Linked DNA regions of Homo sapiens: region 1 is linked to region 2. Evidence: read pairs that join two places in POLR2A ChIA-PET (ENCODE). Cell type or tissue: B cell. All regions are shown on one strand. Each heading gives the region's core, and the rest is flanking DNA. Links, peaks and the distances in the headings are about the cores only.

What was found. ChIA-PET counts read pairs that join two places held together with the same protein. Peaks named below come from ENCODE experiments on the same cell type or tissue, not always from the same donor. Only the 100,000 strongest peaks of a DNase experiment are listed, where the experiment ranks them.
Region 1: POLR2A ChIA-PET joins it to region 2 with 6 read pairs; 5 of 35 experiments call an interaction of 5 or more read pairs at or near these places.

Annotation. Positions count from the first base shown.
Region 1 is chr11:64,972,666-64,977,048 of GRCh38, forward strand. No RefSeq gene overlaps it. Among named protein-coding and RNA genes, the nearest start is that of MAJIN, 2.7 kb to the left of the region's middle. In B cell, for the core only: no CTCF peak of the experiment used is centred there; DNase peaks (open chromatin) are centred at 1,866 and 1,986; H3K27ac peaks cover 711 bases.
Region 2 is chr11:65,030,706-65,035,088 of GRCh38, forward strand. SNX15 (sorting nexin 15) reads left to right here. Exons shown (of 8, transcript NM_013306.5): 2 at 1,463-1,498; 3 at 1,726-1,846; 4 at 4,142-4,257; 5 at 4,354-4,383. It overlaps ARL2-SNX15 (ARL2-SNX15 readthrough (NMD candidate)), which reads left to right. Exons shown (of 11, transcript NR_037650.2): 5 at 1,463-1,498; 6 at 1,726-1,846; 7 at 4,142-4,257; 8 at 4,354-4,383. Among named protein-coding and RNA genes, the nearest start is that of SNX15, 5.5 kb to the left of the region's middle. In B cell, for the core only: no CTCF peak of the experiment used is centred there; no DNase peak of the experiment used is centred there.

The sequences.
Region 1 (4,383 bases), core at 183-4,182, 58 kb before region 2:
CAAGCTTAGCCAGGCGCGGTGGCTCACTCCTGTAATCCCAGCACTTTGGGAGGCCGAGGAGGGCAGATCACGAGGTCAGGAGATCCAGACCATCCTGGCTAACACGGTGAAACCCCGTCTCTACTAAAAATAACAAAAAATACAAAAAACTAGCCGTGGTGGCGGGCGCCTGTAGTCCCAGCTACTCAGGAGGCTGAGGCAGGAGAATGGCGTGAACTCGGTAGGCGGAGCTTGCAGTGAGCCGAGTTTGCGAGATTGCGCCACTGGACTCTAGCCTGGGCGACAGAGCAAGACTCCGTCTCAAACAAAACAAAGCAAAAACAAGATTAGCCAGGCACGGTGGGGCACACCTGTAATCCCTGCAACTCGGGAGGCTGAAGCACAAGAATCTCTTGAACCCGGGAGGCAGAGCTTGCAGTGAGCTGAGATCACACCATTGCACTCCAGCCTGGGCAACAAGAGCAAAACTCCGTCTCAAAAAAGAAAAAAAAATCGGGGGGAGTGGGGGCCTGGGCGCGGTGGCTCACATCTGTAATCCCAGCACTTTGGGAGGCCAAGGCAGGCAAATCACGAGGTCAGGAGTTCAAGACCAGCCTGGGCAACATGGTGAAACTACGTCTCTACTAAAAATACGAAAATTAGAGTTGGGCATGGTGGCCACGTGCCTGTAATCCCAGCTACTCTGGAGGCTGAGGCAGGAGAATTGCTTGAACCTGGGAGGCAGAGGTTGCAGTGAGCTGAGATCACTCCAGTGCACTCCAGCCTGGGCTACAGAGTGAGGCTCCATCTCAAAAAAAAAAAAAGAAAGAAAGAAACTGCGAAGCAGTTTTCCAGAGTGGCTGTACCATTCTGCACTCCCGTCAGCAGAGTGTGAGAATTGCTCTGCATCCTTGCCAGCACTTGATATTTTCAGTTAAAAATTTTTTGCCATCCTAATAGATGTGTAGTGGTATCTAGTTATAGATTTAATTTGCATTTCCCTAACGACTAATAACGTTGAGCACCTTTTTATGGGCCCTTGGGATTCTTGAGAATTAATAAACCTATACCCTAACTCAGAAACAATTTACAGTGCTAAAGAGACTCGTATGGATTCAGACTTAGCCTGCCATACTGGAACATTTCAACAGCAACGCTCGCAGATGACAACAGAATTCAAAGCACATATACCAGATCTGTCAAGCCAGCCAGCACATGGCAAAAGCCTGGCAACAAAAAATAGCATGCTGTGTGTGTGTCTGTCTCCAAGAAGTTCAGTGTTACTTAACTATAAGAAACAGGTGGCCGTGTGCAGTGGCTCACACCTGTAATCCCAGCACTTTGGGAGGCGGAGGCGGGCAGATCACCTGAGGTCAGGAGTTTGAGACCAGCCTGGCCAACATGGTGAGACCCTGTCTCTACTAAAACAAACAAAAAACACACCACAAAATCAGCCAGGCAAGGTGGCATGCACCTTAATCCCAGCTACTTGGAGGCTGAGGCAGGAGAATCACTTGAAATCGGGGGGTGGAGGTTGCAGTGAGCTGAGACTGCACCATTGCACTCCAGCCCGGGCAAAAAATGTGAAACTTCATCTCAAAAAAAAAAAAAAAAAAAGAAAGAAAGAAAGAAAAGAAAAAGAAAGAAACAGGTGTGGAGTGGCAGGAGATATGGTTGAGGGGAGACACAGGGGCTAGACTACGAAGAAGCTTGTGCTGAGGTACTTGAGGTACTTGAATTTATCCCTACAGCAATAAGATGCTCTTAAAAGTTGGATTTTGGTCTCAGAAATATGTTCCTGAGGCCAGGCGTGATGGTTCACACCTGTAATCCCAACACGTTGGGAGACAGGAGGATCTCTTGAGGCCAGGAGTTCAAGACTCGCCTGGGCAACATAGTAAGACTCCATCTCCACAAAAAAATAAAAAAAATAGCCAGACATAGAAGTGCATGCCTGTATTCCCAGTTACTCAGGAGGCTGAGGGGGAGGATTGCTTGAGCCCAGGGGTCCAAGGCTGCAGTGAGCTGTGATCATGCCACTGCAGTCTGGCCTGGGGGACACATCGAGTCCCCCCGCAAAAAAAAAGTTCCTGGAACCTGGCTTCTTCATTTTCATTTTCATTTTCATTTTCTGCCTGCTTATTCTTACTTATCCTTCAAGGCCCAGCCCAAATGCCACCTCCTCTGAGAAGCCCTCTGTAATCCCCCTAGCCAGAAGATCAGGTCCCTTTTTTTTTTTTGCCTTTCCTTGTATTGACTGGCCAGTCTGCTTGGAGGGTGGGAACTGCAATTTACACCACTTTGGGCTTTTTTTTTTTTTTTTTTTTTTTGAGACGGAGTCTCCCTCTGTCGCCCAGGCTGGAGTGCAGCGGTGCGATCACGGCTCACTGCAAGCTCTGCCTCCCGGGTTCACGCCATTCTCCTGCCTCAGCCTCCTGAGTAGCTGGGACTACAGGCATCCACCACGACACCTGGCTAATTTTTTGTATTTTTAGTAGAGACGGGGTTTCACCGTGTTAGCCAGGATGGTCTCGATCTCCTGACCTCGTGATCTGCCCGCCTTGGCCTCCTGAAGTAGTGGGATTACAGGTGTGAGGCACCGCACCCGGCCACTTTGGGCTTCTTATGTGGCTTGACAAGGGATCTAGCACATAGAAGGTGCTAACCCATGTTTGATGAATGTTGATGAATTTTCAAATGAAGGAAGTTTACTGGGCAATCCAGCTCTGGAGTCCTGTCAGATTACACCAGTATTAGTTCTCAAACGTGGGCATGCATCAGAACTACCTAGAGGGCTTGTAGATTGCTGGACCGAGCCCCCAAGTTTCTGATTTAGTAGATCTGGGGGTCTGAGAATTTGCCTTTTGAACAAGTAAGTTCCCAGGTGCTGCTGCTGCTGGTAGAAGGGACCATACTCAGATAAACTTTGGATGAAACATTCTTTACATGTGGCTGTGGGTATAGTTCAAGTGCTTCTGAGAATCAAGCTCTGGCGGGGACACTCTCAAGGGACCATGAATCCTGTGCTTTATCACAACCATCTGACCACCTGACCCTTCAAGGGATGTCCTTGGTCTTGACTACTGTCCCACTCCTTTGACTTGGAGGCAGGATTACTTTACCCTCTCCTGGTCCCTTTATTTATTTTAATTAATTTATTTATTTTTGAGACAGAGTGTCGTTCCAGTGTCGCCCAGGCTGGAGTGCAATGGCACGATCTCGGCTCACTGCACCCTCTGCCTCCTGGGTTCAAGCAACTCTCCTGCCTCAGCCTCCCAAGTAGCTGAGATTACAGGTACCCACCACCAGGCCTATCTAATTTTTTTTGTATTTTTAGTAGAGATGGGGTTTTGCCGTGTTGGCCAGGCTGGTCTTTAACTCCTGACCTTTGGTGATCCACCCACCTCGGCCTCCCAAAGTGCTGGGATTACAAGCGTGAGCCACTGTGCCTGGGCTATTTATTTATTTATTTGAGATGGAGTCTCGCTGTTGCCCAGGCTGGAGAGCAGTGGTACAATCTCGACTCACTGCAACCTCTGCCTCCTGGGTTCAAGCAGTTCTCCTGCCTCAGCCTCCCAAGTAGCTGGGATTACAAGTGTGCACCACCACACCCGGCTAATTTTTGTATTTTTAGTAGAGACGGGTGTTCACCATGTTGGCCAGGCTGGTCTGGAACTCCTGATCTCAGGTGATCCGCCTGCCTCGGCCTCCCAAAGTGCTGGGATTACAGGTGTGAGCTACCATGCCCGGCCCTCTCCTGGTCCCTTTCTCCCAGGGACTCCCAGAAAGGCTTCTCAGAGGGGCCCTGGTCACATTGTCACATTCTGTAACTGGCTTTCCTCCCCCTAAGCAGTTCAGTCTGAGAGCCCCAGAGAACAAAACAAATCCTGTCCTAGGAAGAAGCCTAGCACCTACTGAGGAAGAATTGAGTGCTGGGAATAGGGCCCCCATTAACAGCCAGCCCCTGAAGCTCTTAGGGAAATGCTCTGCAGACCCATGATCTCCCCAAGAGGGTCAGAACCAGGTCTTGTTCCTTAGAGAGCTGCTGCTGCTTCTTGGGCCTGTGCAGCTTCCCAGCCTCCAAGGCTGAGGGAAGGAGCCACTTAATCAACAGCTCCATTTCCTGCAGCACCTGGGGCTCCCCAACCCCTACCACCTCCCTTTGGGCTTCCCAGGTCAATTACCTGCCAGGCAACGGGCCTCAGCTCAGAAAATCTGACCAGCCAGAGACTGGTCTGACGGGGCCATGGGGAATTGAAATGACTTGACTCAGAGAGGCAACCCTGGGGGTAGGGACAGGGGGATCTGCCCCCACCCTTAGGGTAGTGTAATTCAGTCTTCAGTTTACCACTCCCTCTCTGTGTGTTGGGTGTCTGACTCACAGTAAGGCTGTGAAACCCATTG
Region 2 (4,383 bases), core at 76-4,075:
TTGGCCAGGCTGGTCTCGAACTCCTGACCTCAAGTGATTCTCCCACCTCGGCCTCCCAAAGTGCTGGGATTACAGGCATGAGACACCACACCTGGCCACTCAATGGCTTTTAAATAGTTTCTTTTACCAGAATATTTTAGGCAAGTCTCTGTTGTCAAAAGCAAAGTCCAGGGTTTTAGTCCCAGCCATCTTTCTTACTTAGTGTGTGGTCTACTATGGCCACACCTCTCAGAGCCTCCATTTCCTCATCTCTTAAGTGGGCATGTCAATTATGTCTGCCTCAGTGGGATCTAGGATAAGAAATAGATGTTTTTATTTATTTATTTAGTGTGTGAGAGACAGGGTCTCACTCTCTCCAGGCTGGAGTGCAGTGGTGCAATCTCAGCTCACTGCAACCTCTGCTTAACATGCTCAAGTGATCCTCCCACCTCAGCCTTCTAAGTAGCTGGGACTACAGGTGTGTCACGCCACCACACCCAGCTAATTTTTTGTATTTTTTGCAGATACTGGGTGTCACTATGTTGCCCAGGCTGGCCTCAAACTCCTGGACTTAAGTGCTCTGCCCACCTGGGCCCCCTAAAGTGCTGGCATTACAGGTGTGAGCCACCGTGCCTGGCATAGGAGATGTTATTAAACTGTCAAGTACCCCAAACCATAGGACATTATTTTAAAATTATTATGAACATAACGATGAAAACTGAATCTTGTTTTCACCTCAGACCCAAGTCTGCCCTTCCAGGGACTTCAACTCCAGTGATGGTTTCTTCTGTGTCCAGGGCGCTGAAGCGCAGGATCTTCTCCCGCAGGGAAGGAGGTTCCTGAGGCAGAACCTCCCTTCTTTGGAGGCTTGGGGTTCTTTGGTTTCAGAAGTAGATGGAGGGACTTGGTCTGTTCAAGGAACTGGGATAAAAATTGGGCTGATGGCCGGGTGCTCACGCCTGTAATCCCAGCACTTTGGGAGGCTGAGGCGGGCGGATCACTTGAGGTCATGAGTTCCAGACCAGCTTGGCCAACATGGGGAAACCCCATCTCTACTAAAAATACAAACATTAGCAAGCGTGGTGGTGCATGTCTGTAGCTTCTTGGGAGGCTGAGGTAGGAAAATCGCTTGAACCCTGAAGGCAGAGGTGGCAGTGAGCCGAGAGTGTACCACTGCACTCCAGCCTGGGCGACAGAGCGAGACTCCATCTCAAAAAAAAAAAAGTTGGGCTGAGGTTGGAGCAGTCCAAATGGGCCTTTAGGGGTCCTCCTATTTGATAGATGGAGAAACTGAGGTACATAGTAGGAAAAGTTGCTAAAATTACACGCGAAGGCTTAAAGCCAGGGTGCCTTGATGCCAGAGGCCAATGGCCAAAGGCTACTGCCCCGTGAGGGGGACTAGGAGGCACCTGGGGCATTACAGGGTGAGAGGGTGTCAGATGGCAGTCTCTGGTCTCAACCAGCTCTTGCCTTTCTTTCTCAGTTCATCTCAAAGAAGGACCCAGAGGATGTCAAAGAGGTGAGGCTCCTGGGAGGAAGAGGGACTGTTCTGCAGTTCCAGATCTGGAAACTGTCAAGGGGCAGCTGGTAACTCTGCTTGGACATCGGCCCTCCTTCCTCCCTGTCCCTGGGCGAGGGGCTGCTGCAGCTGCTTCCTGATCCTCACGCCCCCTGGGGGCAGGCTAGGCATGGGGGCGGCTGCCTCCCACCATTGCTGGTTCTGGGCAAGTCTCATGTACCTCATAGGTGGTGGTCTGGAAGCGGTACAGCGACTTCCGCAAGCTGCATGGAGACCTGGCCTACACCCACCGCAACCTCTTCCGCCGCCTCGAGGAGTTCCCTGCTTTCCCCCGGGCCCAGGTGTTTGGTGAGTGTTAGATTGGGGCACTCGGGCCAAAGATGGAGGGAGCATTGGGCAAAAGGGGACCTCCGCCAGTGGGGGCTGGATAGAGAGGGCCTGAAACCCTGGGCAGAGTCATGTTTGGAAGGGCCCTTAGAGATGACCTCATTTGACAGATGGGGAAACTGAGGCTCAGAGTAGCCTAACCCTTACTGTGTATTTCACCTTTTAACATTCCTGTTGGGCCAGGCGTGTGGCTCACGCCTGTAATCCTAGCACTTTGGGAGGCCAAGGCAAAACTCCATCTCAAAGGAAAAAAAATCCTGTCTTTATCAGCTCCATTTTATTTTCCTTTTTCTTTTTTGTTGTTGTTGACAGCCTCACTTTGTCACCCAGGCTGGAGTACAGTGGCGCTGTCTTGGCTCACTGCAACCTCCACCTTCCAGGTTCAAGGGATTCTCTTGCATCAGTCTCCCCAGTAGCTGGGATAACAGGTGTGCACCACCACGCCTGGCTAATTTTTGTATTTTTAGTAGAGACAGAGTTTCATCATATTGGCCAGGCTGGTCTTGAACTCCTGACCTCAGCTGACCTGCCCGCCTTGGCTTCCCAAAGTGCTGGGATTACAGGCGTGAGACACTGCACCCGGCCCATCTCAATACTTAGTATATTGATTACATGTTGCAATGAGAATATTTGGGATATATTGGGTTAAATAAAATATTAAAATTAACTTGTGGCTAGGTGTGATGGCTCACACCTGTAATCCCAGCACTTTGGGAGGCCGAGGCAAGCGAATCACGAGATCAGGAGTTTGAGACCAGCCTGGCCAACGTGGTGAAACCCCGTCCCTACTAAAAATACAAATAATTAGCTGAGTGTAGTGGCAAGTGCTTGTAATCTCAGCTACTCAGGAAGCTGAGGAAGGAGAATCGCTTGAACCTGGGAGGCAGAGGTTGCAGTGAGCCAAGAGTGTGCCATTGCACTCCAGCCCAGGCGACAGAGTGAGACTCCGTCTCAAAAAAAAAAAAAAAAAAAAAATTGTTTCTTTTTTCCTATTATTTAATCTAGCTGCTAGAAAATTTAAAATTGCATATGTAGCTCATATCTGTATTAGACAGTGCTGACCAGTTGCTTGGGTCTGCATACTCATGTGAGATGTTCTTTTTTGTTATTGGTTTTTGTTTTTGTTTTTTGAGACAGAGTCTCACTCTGTCACCCAGGCTGGAGTCCAGTGGCATGATATCAGCTCACTGCAAACTCTGCCTCCCAGGTTTGAGCGATTCTCCTGCCTCAGCCTCCCAAATAGCCAAGTAGCCACCCAAGTAGTGTGCGCCACCACACCTAATTTTTTTTTATTTTTAGTAGAGACAGGGTTTCACCATGTTGGCCAGGCTGGTCTCGAACTCCTAACCTCAAGTGATCCACCTGCCTCGGCCTCCTAAAACGCTGGGATTATAGGTGTGAGCCACCGCACCTGGCCGAGATGTTCTTTTGAAGCAAGGTAAAGGATTGCTGCTGTCAGGTTATGCCAGGCCAGTGGGGAAGTACCACAGACTGGCCGCACAGTAACTGGACCAGAGTTAGCCTGCTCTGCAAAATACCTAGGACAGAGCAGTGAAACTGTGGCTCGCACCTGTAATCTCAGTGCTTTGGGAAGCCAAGGCAAGGTAATCACTTGAGCTCAGGAGTTCAAGACCAGCCTGGGCAACATGGTAAAACCCCATCTCTACAAAAAATACAAAAATTAGCCAGGCATGATTGTGTGCACCTATAGTCCCAGCTACTTGGGAGGCTGAGGCGGGAGGGCGGCTTGATCCCAGGAGGCAGAGGTTGCAGTGAGCTGAGATCGTGCCACTGCACACCAGCCTGGGTAACACAGCCAGTCCTTTTCTCAAAAAATAAACGGGGGCTCCTTGCTTTGTGACCTTGGGCAAGTCACTTTCCCTCTCTGAGCCTTACTTTTCTCATTAGATCAAAGCCATCAGAAATGCTTTTGTTTCTTGTTAACTGCCTAGCTCCCCCTGGGTAGGATATGATATTCACAAGGGCAGAGACTGGTTCCTCCCCTGTTCACCTTCTGAGTCTAGCATATAGTAGGTGCTCAGTAAACATCTGGCAAATGAATGAATAGGGAAATTGATCCCTCCTGGAAGCCCCTACCTCACCCCAGGAGGAACCAGGGCAGATTGCTGGGAGAATGGGTAGGAGGGCAGTGAGTTGCTCAGAGCATCTCAGGCAGGACCAGGAAAAGTGGCCTTGGGGCAGAAGCCCCTGTGGGTCACCGCCACTCTCCCCTGTTCCTTGTCCTGGGGGCCGTAGGCCGGTTTGAAGCCTCAGTGATCGAGGAGCGGCGAAAGGGGGCAGAGGACCTGCTTCGCTTCACTGTGCACATACCTGCGCTCAACAACAGCCCCCAGCTCAAGGAGTTCTTCCGGGTATGTGCACCTTCCACCTTCCCAGAACTTGGGCCACTTACCCACCCACCAGATTGCACCCCATGACTCCCCATGTCTGATCTTTCTGTCCTGCAGGGTGGGGAGGTGACCCGACCCTTGGAGGTG